Regions from separate parts of the Mus musculus genome. Here region 2 is linked to region 1. A link is a contact called in ENCODE Hi-C or POLR2A ChIA-PET data. All regions are on one chromosome and are shown on one strand. Each heading gives the region's core, a stretch centred on a gene start or an enhancer-like site at or near the end of the contact. The rest is flanking DNA. Distances are from core to core; before and after follow the strand shown.

What was found. Hi-C counts contacts between places; a loop is a spot of excess contacts on that map. ChIA-PET counts read pairs that join two places held with the same protein, here RNA polymerase II (POLR2A).
Region 2: a loop to region 1 is called in a map of heart, with 3 times the contacts of the local background. The contact joins the promoter of Jak2 here to the promoter of Ric1 in region 1. A Hi-C loop is called at or near these places in 1 of 37 maps with a recorded cell type or tissue (heart). POLR2A ChIA-PET finds 5 or more read pairs at or near these places in 1 of 5 experiments (Patski).

The regions. Positions count from the first base shown.
Region 1 is chr19:29,519,307-29,525,896 of GRCm38, forward strand. Ric1 (RAB6A GEF complex partner 1) reads left to right here and starts at 2,976. Exons shown (of 26, transcript NM_001081319.1): 1 at 2,976-3,360. The coding sequence starts at 3,217. It overlaps A930007I19Rik (RIKEN cDNA A930007I19 gene), which reads right to left and starts at 2,681. Exons shown (of 4, transcript NR_015567.3): 1 at 2,584-2,681; 2 at 1,542-1,663.
Region 2 is chr19:29,249,026-29,255,615 of GRCm38, forward strand. Jak2 (Janus kinase 2) reads left to right here and starts at 2,778. Exons shown (of 25, transcript NM_008413.4): 1 at 2,778-3,093; 2 at 3,412-3,494.

The DNA.
Region 1 (6,590 bases), core at 1,726-4,225:
TTAACAAGGTTACTGTTTTATAGTTTTAGTACAAAAATAACATACATTCTTTAAACATAATTTAGAAAGATACAAAAAAGCCCAAAGGAAACATATTAAATGCCCATACTTAAAGGGATTTTTAAAACATCAACATTTTGGTACAATTTTTTTTCCTTTTGTGAAAACGTGTTTCTTCATAAGCATGGAATATTTTATAAAATATGTGTAGACCATTTGTATTACTTCATAATACAATTAATATACTTTTATAGCATATTCTCCAACATAGTTTTTTTATTTTTATAAAATATGCCATTATAAGTAAAGACAATTCTATTTTTGGAGGACAACTATATTTTTCTTCTGTGGTATATCAAGTGTGTGTGTGTGTTTAACTTATTTAACGGAGAGCCTCATTAGGTCAGACTGGCTTGGAATTCATAATTCCTGTGTCTATCTTTCACATACAGGAATTACAGGTTTATTAGTCAAGGTTCTCTAGAGGCACAGAACTTATAGAATGAATCTCTATCTATCTATCTATCTATCTATCTATCTATCTATCTACCATCTATCAGTGATTCATTAGAATAGCTTACAGGCTGTGATCCAGCAAGCCCAACAATTGCTGTCTACCAATGCAAGATCTAAGAATCCAGTAGTAGTTCAGACCATAAGGCTGGATGTCTCAGCTGGTCTTCGGTATTCACCAGAGTCCCAAAGAAGTAGGCTTTAATTCCAAGAAGAAATGGATGTGCCAGCGAAAGCAAGAACAAACAGGAAGGGGGCAAAAGCTGCTTTCTTCCTGCATACAGGTTGCCAGCAGAAGCTGTGGCCCAGAGTCTCACCTCAGAACATTGAGATTAGAAGTGTGTCTTCTTCCCACTGCCAATGACTTAATTCATAAACAAAACCAAAATCCCTCACATGTGTACCTAGCCACTTTGGTTCCCGATGTAGTCAAGCCGGCTACCAAGAATAGCCAAATACAATAGGTATCCATCATGCCTGGCTTATGAGGTATGATTTAAGGCTAAAACTCTGTGTCTCCTTACAAAATAATATAGGAGGGTCTGGATATCTGTCTCTTTCTCCATGCATAGACCACATAATGGCACTAGTCTTTATAGAAATTGTATCAACTTATCCTCCAATACATGGTTTATAGAGGTACTTGTTTCCATGCACCCTGATCAAGAGTACTCTTGTAATAAAAAAGTTAAGTCTGATAGAACCAAATATGTACCTACTTTTACCAGTTTACGTGAGGTTCAAAGTCATCCAGAGAGTTTGGCTGGAGTGGTGATGGAGGGAGAAAGTGGTGATGGGGGGGGGGTACGGGGGGACAGAAGATTTGAGCACTGGAATTGTTAGCACATTTCACAATGTTAAAGTATGATCTTTGAACCTCAGGTCGGTCTATATTATATAACGTTTCAGTCACAGTGGGTAACACTTAGGGAGATTTACAGTGAGATATTTTACCCATCACTCCCAAGTGAGAAAGGACCAGAGGGTCTCCTCCTCCTGTCCATGTTCAGGCCACTCTCACACTTCACCTTGAGCTGGTCTAAAGACTGCTGGGTCCTTGGAAGGGAGAGCAGTTTTTCTTAGGCCATGTGACCTTGGGCATATCCAGCACTTTAACTAGCGATGATCCAGCACCATCATCTGTGGTTTTCTGTGGAATTAAATCAAAGCATCCTCTTAATTTTTTTGTAGACCTTAGCTGCTACAAAAGATCACAGGAGGAGAATCCCACCCAGAAGCTCACCAGTAAGTGAGGTCAAAAAAAAAAACAATTAAAAATTACTTAGAAACATCTACACTGCCCATGATTGCAGACACACTGGTGAGGCACATGAACACACTGAAGTAGAGGTAGAGCAAACATTCTCAATGGAATTGCAGCACATTTTCACTTCCTCTGCCACGTGTACAACTCTGTCTGAAAAGTACTAGACAACGAAGTTCTTCTATGATTTTATATTGGCAAGGCAGAGACCTCTCTGGACCTCTTGATTTATCCAGCGGGTGTAACTCGGATCATCAAGATTCCGTCCACACAGATGAAAATCTGAAAAATAGTTTTCAGGTCTGCTCTGCTTAAAATATCCCAGGAATGCTGTGTTGGCCTGTGGGACACACCAGGACAGAGATTCTAGGAGATCCTCTGGAAACAAAAGGCTAGTGAGCTGGGACTTTAGTCAACGTCTTCGAAAAGCAAGCGTTAGAACAATTACGGAAAGTTACATTGTTATTAAAATCCGGATTGTTACTTTGTTGTTACTTTTAAACTTTGAAAGAGTTACAAAAAGCTGCAGCTATTTTTAAGGTTCCAGGTCCAAAAGTTGAGCACCCCTTCATTCCTCCCAACCCCCAAATTAAAAACATCAATACGGTATCTCCAGTCTGGATCAACACAAAACCTAAGTCCATTTCTTTTCCTGAACAGTTTACTGGGGCTGCAAAAGACCCCATCTGGCTTCGCCTAGCATTAATAACTAAACAGGCAGACAAGACTGAAGCACTTTAGTGACTGAATAAAGAGCCTGCCTAGAATGTAAGCTCTGTACGGCCAGGGACATCACCAGCTCTCACTTTAAACCGCAGCACACAAAGGATTTGTGGGTACAGACTCGAACCCCAAGCCTTGGAGTCGCAGAGACCCAGCTCCAAGCGCAGCCCGGGAGTCACGTGACGCGCGCTCCGCTCGCCCCGCCCCCTTCAACCCCGGAGGTCGCGCCAATCCAGGGATCGTGCAAGTGGGCCCGGCCGCTCCGATTGTCACTGACTGAGCCTGTCGCCTCATCCCGGTCCCCAGCTCCACGCGCCAGGTCGCCAGCCAGCAAGGCGTCCCGAGCCCTCGACGTCCTGCCCCGCGGCCTGCGTTCTGACGCGGGGCGGTCCGAGGGAGCCGGGCGGAGCCTCCCCGCGCCGTGCGGCGTGCTGACGCGAGCGGCGAGCGGGGCGGGCCGGCCTCGGCTCCTCCCGCCGCGGGCCCACTGGCCGCCCGCCTCCCCCACCCTCGGCCGGTCAGCGTCCCAGACTGCGTCGCGCAGCATCGCGTCGGCCCGGCCCGGCCCGGCCCCCGGGCAGATGCCCCGAGTTGCCGCTGTCGCCGCCGCCGACTCGGCCGGTGGCGGTGTGGGAGGTGGGCGCCTGGCCCGGGGCCGCCGAGCGTGACAGACACGGCCGGGGCCGCCGGGGGGCTGTCGGGGCCGCGCGCGGACCATGTATTTCCTGAGCGGCTGGCCCAAGAGGCTGCTCTGCGCGCCGCGGAGCCCGGCCGAGGCGCCGCTCCACGTCCAGTCTGACCCTCGGAGAGCGTTCTTCGCCGTGCTGGCCCCGGCCCGCCTCAGCATCTGGTACAGCCGAGTAAGTAGGCGCCGGCGTCCCGACTTCCCCCGAGCGGCCCCTGTCCGGTCCCGACTTCCCCAGAGAGGCCCGGATCTAGTCCCGATTCTCCCCGAGCGACCCTGGCCCCGTCCCGACTCCCTCCGAACGACCACCGTCCGGTCCCAACTAACCCCGGGCGAACCCAGAACCATCCTGATCACCCTCCCTATAGTGACCCTGGAACTGGCGCGACTGCCGCCGAGCGACCCCGGACCGGTCCCGACTTCCCCCGAGCGACCCCGGCCAGTCCCGACTCCCTCCGAGGGAGCGACGGCGGTCCCGTCCCAACTAACTACCCCCGAGCGACCCCAGCCGGTCCCGACTTACCCCGAGCGACCCTCGCTCTCGAGTTGGAGCCGCGCGCGGACAGTCTCCACTGCACCCCAGTCCCCGCGTGGCACCCACAGCCGCGCGCCAGGCCTGGAGCTCCCTGGCGGAGCCCAGACTTGCCTGCCTCTCTGCCCCCATTGCCGCCGAGCCAATCTGTTGGAGCGTCCCCCAGCACTCCGGCAGCTGTGGCGTCCCCGCTCCCCCACCCCCCACCCCTGCTTTAAAGGTTGTTGTTTAGTGGAGTTCCGGAAAGCCTGTTGGTCTTTACCAAGTGTCAGAATTTACAGTCCTGTGGTAATTGATTTCTGAAAACTTAAAGACTTGTTGGGTTTGAGTGTAGATATCTGGTAACTTTAGCTCCGGGTCTCCCCCACACATCACGGACTCCAGTCCTTTTCTTGGCTGCTCTTGGACTCTGGAGAGCTCTGCTGGGATGGTTGGAGAGTCGGGGAGCTCACGTCTGTCCGCGCCGCACCTGGAAATTATTATTTCCAGGCTTAGAAAGAGCATGGGGTCAGAATTCTTTGCTTTCAGCCTGGCTTTTTTTTTTTTTTCCTCCCGTGCCTTGAGTTCCGAGTAGATAAGAGAATTAACTTGAAAAAGTAAGGGGTGAATGGGCTAGCCCCCGTCCGGTTTTTGTTGCTCCTGGACATCTGTAAAAATTACAGAATTCTGAGTTTTAAGATCCCCCCCCACACACTGCATTCAGAGAGACAGTACTAATTGATGTCAGAGTGGTGGTGGTCTTGAAAAGAGACTAGAGGTTGGTTGACCTTGCCCTTGCTAGATATGTGAAACACTGGTTTTGGTTTGGTTAAACCCTTTAGATCTCTGCTTATTACCATGGTGTGCTGATAATGCCCTTGATTGTCCGCACACACAGCTGTGGTAAAACCGATGCTAGAATTTAAGCAATTTAATTGGTTTCTCTTTTACTATTACATAGTTAGGCTATTTGTCACTAAGTTTTGGCTGACCTAATTTTCAGAAAGGTATGAAAACCGCAGGTTACTAAACAATTACAGCATCAGCAATGTGATACTCAGATCCGTGCTGAATTGAATTTTTAAATATGTGCGTTGTAAATGTAAGTTGGTACCTAAGTGAGATCCGTTTTCAATTTATGAGCAGTTGAACAACTTTTATGTAGTGCAACTATTTAAAGTCAATAGTTGTTTGGAAGAGCATAATTAGAAGTTGAATTTTACATTGTTTCCTAAATTTAGTAGTTTTGTTCGAATGTAACACTTTTAAAATCTAACGTTTTAATCATTTTAACCCCTAAGGATACAAATCTGATTTATGTAAGTTTAGCATGGTAGGCCAGAAGCTTGTAGGCTACCTTCTCCACACACACCCCACCCCCACCCCCACATTAAAATGAGTCTCAGTTGTCTTGTGGACATTGTGACATGGATAAAATCTGTTTGGCTTGGGAGTTAGATGTAGTGTTATGGAACTTATGCATCCTCTGTTCATTCCCTTCAAACTCCCACTCTACACACCTGAGTCTCACAAAAGTACCTTGGTTACTACTGATCTCTAGTGTGTGAAACTTAGAATTTCACACACATACAAAACAATCACACACAGGGAAAGAAAACGTTTTCAGAGGGTAGATTTCGGGGAAATATATGGGTTCAGAGGCATAAAGTGAAATCAATTTCTGGACTATGGTAGGGAGCCTACAGGGCACTCTAGGTTTAGAGTTAACCTGAAACTCTGTGCACAAGCTTTGTGATTTAGAAAATCATGCTTAAATGAGATGATTCAAAGTCTGATTATGTGGCTGAGGAGTGGGAACGGTGCCAGGCTCCACCTGCCAAGTCTCCTTCTCTTGGGATATATGCTTGTAGCTTTTCTTATCCTGTGAGAACGTTCATTTTAACTTTCTTATTTCCAAACTTTACAACACAGTGTTTAGGTTCAAAATATTAAAAGCAAAACTACCTCTAGGTAAATCAAAGAGGCTATCACTTATACCCATAATTTGGAATGAATTGGTTTAAAATACCTTCATTGAGAATATGAATGTTGATTTTATTTATTTAATTTTTAGACTATTGTGAAGTTCAAAAGGGGTTTACAGAGTTGAAGTGGTAAAAAGTTACATTAGGACATTTGAAGGCAGCGATAGTGACTCAAAAGAGAAAGAATAATTAGATTTTGTTTGTTTGAAATTTTGTTAGTACTCAATAAAGTAAACATGCATAAGAAAAGGGTAGTTTTAAAAGAGAAAACCTGCTTTGAGGAAGAAATGTGCATTTAGTCTCAACTGGTTATTTGCTTGTCCGAAAAAGTTGCTGTATGTGAAATTTTGATTACCCATTAGACTATGGGAACATTAAACTAAAATCTCTAAAAATAACAGTACATTTTATGGGTCTTCTAGTAAACTTTTTTTTTTTTTTTTTAAAGATTTATTTATTATTATATGTAAGTACACTGTAGCTGTCTTCAGACACACCAGAAGAGGGAGTCAGATCTTGTTAGGGATGGTTGTGAGCCACCATGTGGTTGCTGGGATTTGAACTCTGGACCTTCAGAAGAGCAGTCAGGTGCTCTTACCCACTGAGCCATCTCACCAGCCCCCTTTTTTTTTTTTTTTTTTTTTTTTTTTTTAAGAGTTATTTATTTTATGTGCGTGCACTGTAGCTGTCTTCGGTTACACCAGAAGAGGGCAGCAGATCTTATTACAGATGGTTGTGAGCCACCGTGTGGTTGCTGGGAATTGAACTCAGGACCTCTGGAAGAGCAGTCTGTGCTCTTAACCGCTGAGCCATCTCTCCAGCCCCCTCTAGTAAACTTTTATGAACCAGTTATAGCTACCTTTATTATGTACTAAATTGCTATTTGAAATTCCAGTGTTTTAGAGTCAT
Region 2 (6,590 bases), core at 1,528-4,027, 270 kb before region 1:
GAGTCAGAAGAAAGTGATCACACACACACACACACACACACACACGTTATAATGAAATCAATTACTTTGGATGCTATTTAAAATGAATGAGATTACAGTAAAAATGCCAGTCCCTACATCTGTCTCCTTTACAACTCAGCTTTTATCAAGGGTGGCTAAGACAGTTTCTTGGGGTGCAATTGTGACAAATGACTCAGGATTACTGACGAGATAGAGCGTGTTTTATACTTCCCAGCTTGATGGCATCTGCAAATTGCCCCTTCCATGGCTGTAACAGACATTTAATAGCTGTGCTTAAGGGCTTTAAAATACTTCCTATCCAATCTTCAAAATGTCTCTTTAAGTATGATGATGCTATTATACTCAATCCTCGTATTCTGATGAGAAGGATATATTTTTCATTACATGGATAAACAGGAAGCTTAGGAAATTGAAGTGACTGTCTTGGTAAAAGCCTTGATTGAAACCTGGGCCACCTAGCTTCTACTGCATAACTTCTTTTTTAGGACTGTCTACTTTATGTGTATAGTGTTTTGCCTGGACATATGTGTAATACATGTATGCTCAGTATCCAAGGTCAGAAGGAGGCCTGGGATTCAGTTCCAGGAGACTGAGATCCTAAATTACAGATGGTTGTGAGATACCACGTGGGTGCTGGGAACACTTGGCCATGAATTTTCCAACCTAGGCTTGCTTTGTTTATTTGAAACCAAGTCTTGCTATGTAGCCCAAGCTGGCCTGGAACTCAGAACCTTCTTGCCCCAGCCTCCTGAGTGTGGTATCACTTATGGCTGGCTTTATAGCACAACAGCCTAAGAACTATACAAAGATATAGAACACAAGGGCTGATCTCACACAGCGATACAGTCTTGTTACTGTTTGCCTATGGAAGGCAGCTCTGCTACCACAGAGAAAGGACAGAATCTTGCCTCCTGTCTCTACACCCAGTGCCACAGCAGACAACTAGCTATTGACTTTTATTTTTCCAGTCTGGCCATGCTAAACGTCCTAAATCTAAATGTCTTATCTTCCACCCCATACTTGTTTGTGCAGAGTTTCTGAAGGTCATAAAAGATTTTGTCCGATTCCTCAGAACTCTCCCTTATCTTTATTAGAGAATGCAGGAACTCTGTGAAAAGATTAACAGGTGGAACAAATCTCTAGCTTATGCCTCTACTAGGAATCGCATCTAGTGCTGGAAAGCATTCTACTACAGAGTGAAGAGAGATCAACATTCAAGACTATCATTGGCTCACTCTTACCTCACCGAGAATGATTTTCACTGTAAATGAGAATGAACAAGTTACTCAGTTTTCCTGTGTGGGTTGACAAAGGACTTAAATCCTATAAGCTTACTGTTAATCATCTATTTTTTTCTTGCCCACCTTATCTTTAGCTTTGGTGACATTTACTTAAAAGAAACCATGCATTGTGTAGTGGCCCACACCTTTGATCTCGGCATTCCCCAGGCAGGTAGGAGGATTTCTGTGAGTTCCAGGCTCACAGACTCAAAAATAAAGGAAAAAACAAAAAAAACAATAGATGTAAGATCTGAATAACAGCATCCGTCACGTATATAAGGGGACGTGGGTGTTGTGAATGCTTCATTTCGGTTGACAAACCTGGGGCTAAGAGAAAAAATAAGAAGCCCTATACAGAATGACCCCAGTTATTTCTTTGTCTTCTTATTTAGCCCCTTTCCTTTTACTGTCTTCCATTGAGGGTTCTTTCTTGGTCCTTAAAACACATTCCCTTTTCAGAATCCTTTTCATTGTTAGCTTCTTTCTTGAAACCAGATAGTTCCAGGACTGGATCGTTCTCATCCTTCACATTTCTGCTCAAATGCCACTCTAAGAGGTCTTTTCTGGTCATCTCAAAATAACATCTCCACTCACCTTTGTGTGTGTGTGTGTACCCGTTACTGGCAATCACACACAAAGAGCAGTGCAGATTTAAAGCCTCTTTTCTGGCTTCTATGAGAATAGCACATGCAGAATGGGTGCTGCCTTCGTCTCCTCTCCTGGGAGCCCTTGCCTAGCAGGGAACAAATTCTTGAATGAATGAACGTGGCTCTTTGGGACCCTATACGTCGTTTCTTCTTCCAAGCGGTCCCTTCGCAGAAGTGGTGGTTAACTGAAGTCAGGTACTTGGGTCTCAGCGCCCGGTCCACGGTGCCACGTCCCCTGGGCCGAGCGCTTAGGGCAGGGAGCCGCCTGTGGAAACGAAAGCAGGAAGGGGAAAGTCTCCGCGGAGGCAGCGGCCGCCAATCCTATCAGCTCGGACGCAGCGGGGCCTTCCCGGCCGGGCTGACTCATTCCCAGCCGTCTCCTCCGCGAGCCGAGGCCGCAAGCACGCTGCGCCAACCCGCACCCGCCCCGCTCCTCCTCCTCCTCGCGCGCTCTCGCCCGGGGGCTGCCCCGGGAATCTCCACGCGCGCCTCCGCTTCCCCGGAGCCCGCGGCCGCCTCCCCCGTCCCGGCCCAGCCCCGCAGAGCGGCCCCGCGGGCGGCGCAGGCGCAGTGGGGCGTGCCGGCCTCCGCCCCCCCGCCAACCCCCGCCGGCTTGCCCACGCCCCGCTCCGCCGCTCGGGGCCGCTTTCCCGAAGCTGCACCGCGCCGGAGCCCGCCGAGCAGGGCAGCTGAGCCGGCGTCGCGGGGCCGAGCGGAGGCGGCGTGCGGCCCCTGGAGGGCGGAGACGGGCTCGGCGCGCGGTGGGCGTGGCGTGGGCTGCAGGAAGCTGAGGCAGAGCAGAAAGGGGGCAGCAGCGGCCACCGCCGGCCTCCCGCCGCGCTGACAGGCTGGGCGGGCCCCCGCTCTGGGCGAGCTCGCGCGGCGTCGGCGCCTCGGCCGCGGCCCCGGCTCCGGAGGCGCCCGTCCGTCCCGGCGAGGGCTGCAGGCGGCTGCCGGGTCCGCCGCTGCGGGATGTGAGTGCGGGCCAAGCCCGCGCGGGAGGGCCCCCGAGGGCCCAGCCTGGCGGCCGCTCGACCCTGCGCCCGGCCCGGGGGCTCCCTAGACCTCGGCCCGCCCGACGCGTCTCGGAGGAGCGGATCCTGCGCGCCTCGGGGCGCTCCTGTGTGGCCCGACCCGTGTCGCCGGTGGGTGCAGTCCCTGGCTGCTGGATGGGGGCGGGGGGCAGCGGTTCTCCCTGCGATCCCGCCTCCTGCTTTCCCCTTAGCCCCCTGCTACTGGCAGGGAACTTCAAAGCTAGAAAACCTGCGGGTTTCCGACAGCCTAGGAAGGAGTGGCTAGCTGTTGATAAATGCATGCATCCCCTTGTGCCTTAGAACCCGACCCCCCCTCTTTCTTATTCTTCTGTACATTTTTCTAGTCATCTAAACAGCGCAGAAAAAAAAAAAGAGAGCATCTATTGGCCCTGGGTTTTTGAGTTAGTGACTTGCTGCTTCTGTTTTTAGGTTCCTGAAGCAGGCGACGGGAACAAGATGTGAACTGTTTTCCCTCCCCAGAAGAAGAGGCCCTTTTTTTCCCTCCCGCGAAGGTGGGTGTTAGCGCTCGGGGCTGCCTGGGTGCTGCAGTTAAAGACAAGGGTGTCTGAGATCTGCGAGCCAGTGCCTGCTAAGAAGGCTGGATGCTTGTGTACAACGGCAGGACTAATTGTTGCTTACTGCGAAAATGGCAGTGTTGAACTTTTCCTGTTGCTGTGGGAGAGTAATTGGGTGGTATTTATTGTGTCTCTTGGATCCTTAAAGAAGCGGTCTTTGTTGGTTTTACAGTGTGGTCTTGCAGAGGAAAACAATAAGTCGTCTCTTTCTCCCCCTTTCTCCCCAGTCTTAATTTTCAAGGAATTGAAATAACCTGTTGAGGGAACAAATTGGTTGTTTTTGCTGGGTTTCTGCTGCCACATTGAATGCTTCCTGTATTCACCTGCTTGCTTTGTTGGTTGATTGCTTTCCGGTGGTTACTAGTCTATCAGGGGAAACTCCTTTTCCCTGAATGAAAGGACCGAGCCGCTGAGTGTGTCACAGAGAGGAGGAGAAATGCGGAGAAGGGAAACAGAAGTGGGAATAAAGAAGCCGGAGGTTGCTTTTGGTTTCATAATAGGTTTGTATGAGTGAGTTGTTGGCTTACTGCAAATATTCTCATATAGTTCCCAGCGGATTTGAAAATGAATCATCAATTTCTGGTCCTCTTTCTCTATATCCTTTACCTGTTTACTGTTTACGGTTCCAGCTATTAAGATCATTTGGTTGTATGTGAGCTGGCTTGAGTGTGGGACGTCTGCAGACTGGATGTGCCCAGGACTTATCCTGAGAGTACTGAGCGGTGCTACAGGCATGAGCATTTACCTGTACAGGAGAGCTGCAGTGTGTGGAGGCTAGATAAGCACTTATGTTTATTTTGGCTTTTGTGGAGTATTGTGGAACTTGCTCTGTAGACCAGGCTAGCCTCCAACTCAGAGATTTCCCCTGCCTCTGCCTTCCAAATGCTGGGATTAAAACCACCACCCACCGGGCTTCATTTGTTTCTTTTAGTGTCTTTTCCTTTGTAATTTGAAGGTGTCTTGAGTAAGGTGTCTTGAGTGTGAAAAGTAAACATATTTTTTTTTCTCTACTTTACCCAGATAGGCTATTCTTGAAAGATGGGATCCCTTTCTGGCAAAATAGAGAAGACCATTGGCTTTGGAGTTAGATCTGAGCGTGCAGTCTTAAGTTAGGATAATGGTGTTCTTCCCATTTAACAGCAGTGTTAACTTAAAATTTACTTTCTCAGAACCTTGTGTGGGGGTCGATTGGATGCATGCAGAGCAGTAAATGGTTTGGTCGCTTCTGAACGTCTTAGCTTCTCAGAGCTGGGCAGGCAAAGGAGGTTCCTAGCTGGCCCGTGCGTAGCTGGTCAGTCCCTGGTGCGGCTTCCATAGAGCATAGAGAAACTGCATGCTAGTGTATCTACAGCCTCTGTATGGAAGGGTTTGATGCCTAAGCCCCGTGGTGCTGCCCCCTGGTGGTTAAGATGCGCAAAGACTTGTCCTTTGCTCCTCCCCCATTACACTGTTTTTCCTTTTTAGGCTCCCTCGCTTAGTTCTTAGTTTCCCAAACTGTGTCAGGTGTTAGAGCACCAGGGAAGGCTGGCTCTCACCACTTAACCTGAGGTAGTTTCAGAGGTAGGAAGTTCCATCCGTTCCTATGGGGGTGTGTGTCTTTGTAAAGCTGTATCTTCAGAGTTTACTGTATGAAAAGCTGCTATTTAGTGTATGACAGTGTGGAACAAGAAATGACAATGTGGCAGTGCTTAGGATGATACCAAGGGGCTGAGGAATTGTCAGAATCAGAGCAGCACCAGACCCCCCAAGAGTATTAATGCTAAGTTGTTTGACCCAACAAGGAGTATTTCCTTGGTTTAAAAATAATAAATAAATTGCTAACTTTCAGGATTCCTCAAGTGGAGATAGTCTGGGAACATTTTCATTTGGTTGCAGCTGGCTTTTCTGATAACAGTTTTCAATGCAAAGCCTTAGTTCATAATGGCATAATGTCCTGCTTCTAATAATGCCTGTATGACGTCTGCTAGGTTCTTCTAAGAATGCCTGCATGCTGTCTGTGAGGTTCATTCACATTGTAATTACTCCTCTTGTGTACCTGCCTCTCTGGACACTTCATAGTTTTTATTTTCTTCTGCACAGGGCTCTTACCACTACATTTTTTGATAATCTTTTTGTCCCAAATGAAAACTGATATTTTATACTACTGCTGTAATTTGGATCTTGAATGTCCCTGAAAGGCTTTTGTGCCAGAGCTTTTGTTGTCTGAGATACTAAGATGCCAACTTCTCTTCTGCTTCCCTGCTGCCATGGCAACCAGGCCTTTCTTATTTTAATAATACTTTGCTGGCTAGAAAGACAGTGTTGAGCCCTCTACATTTCCCCACCATTTCATAGAGCAGGAATAGTTTATCTGAGTTGTAAAGGCCCCTAGACAAGACACTGCTTCAATGTCCGTGCTCAATCGCTCTGTTTGTATTTCCTGGGTCGCCATAGGAGAGACTTGACAGCATTACTTAAGAGCCTCCTTTCCCACTGTTCAATCGCATTTTTCCTCACTCCAGGCTAAGTCCTTTCTGACAGTTGCCCCAAAGCCTTATTAGGCCTTTACTTGACTTCCTCAAGGAAGACTTTGGGTGGGTTCGCATCTCTTTCCAGCTACTACAGAACGGTCCCTTTATCCAGTGGGTCTTAGAATTACATACAGGATTTACTGAAATATATATTGTTGCATTCTGTCTCCAGAGTTTGTGTTTCAGTAAGTCCGGAGTGGAACCTGTACATTTGCATTTCTTACTTGTTTTCCAAGGACCACCACACTGTGAAAATCACTGATTTAAATTGGTTGGCAAAGATTTTTTTTTTTCTGTTAAAGAACATAGTTTTTAAGCGGTGTTGGCAAGATTGTCTCTTTTGCTAGTCTATAGTGGAACCTTTGTAGCACAGAAGTAGTCATAGGCAGTGCATAAGTAAATGGCACGCTGTGTTTCAATGAAGGCTTATTTATGAGAACAGCCAACTGGCTGAGTTTGGCACATGAACTAGAATACGAAAGTTCCCAGTTCTCACATGATTCCACCATCTCTGTGAGTTACT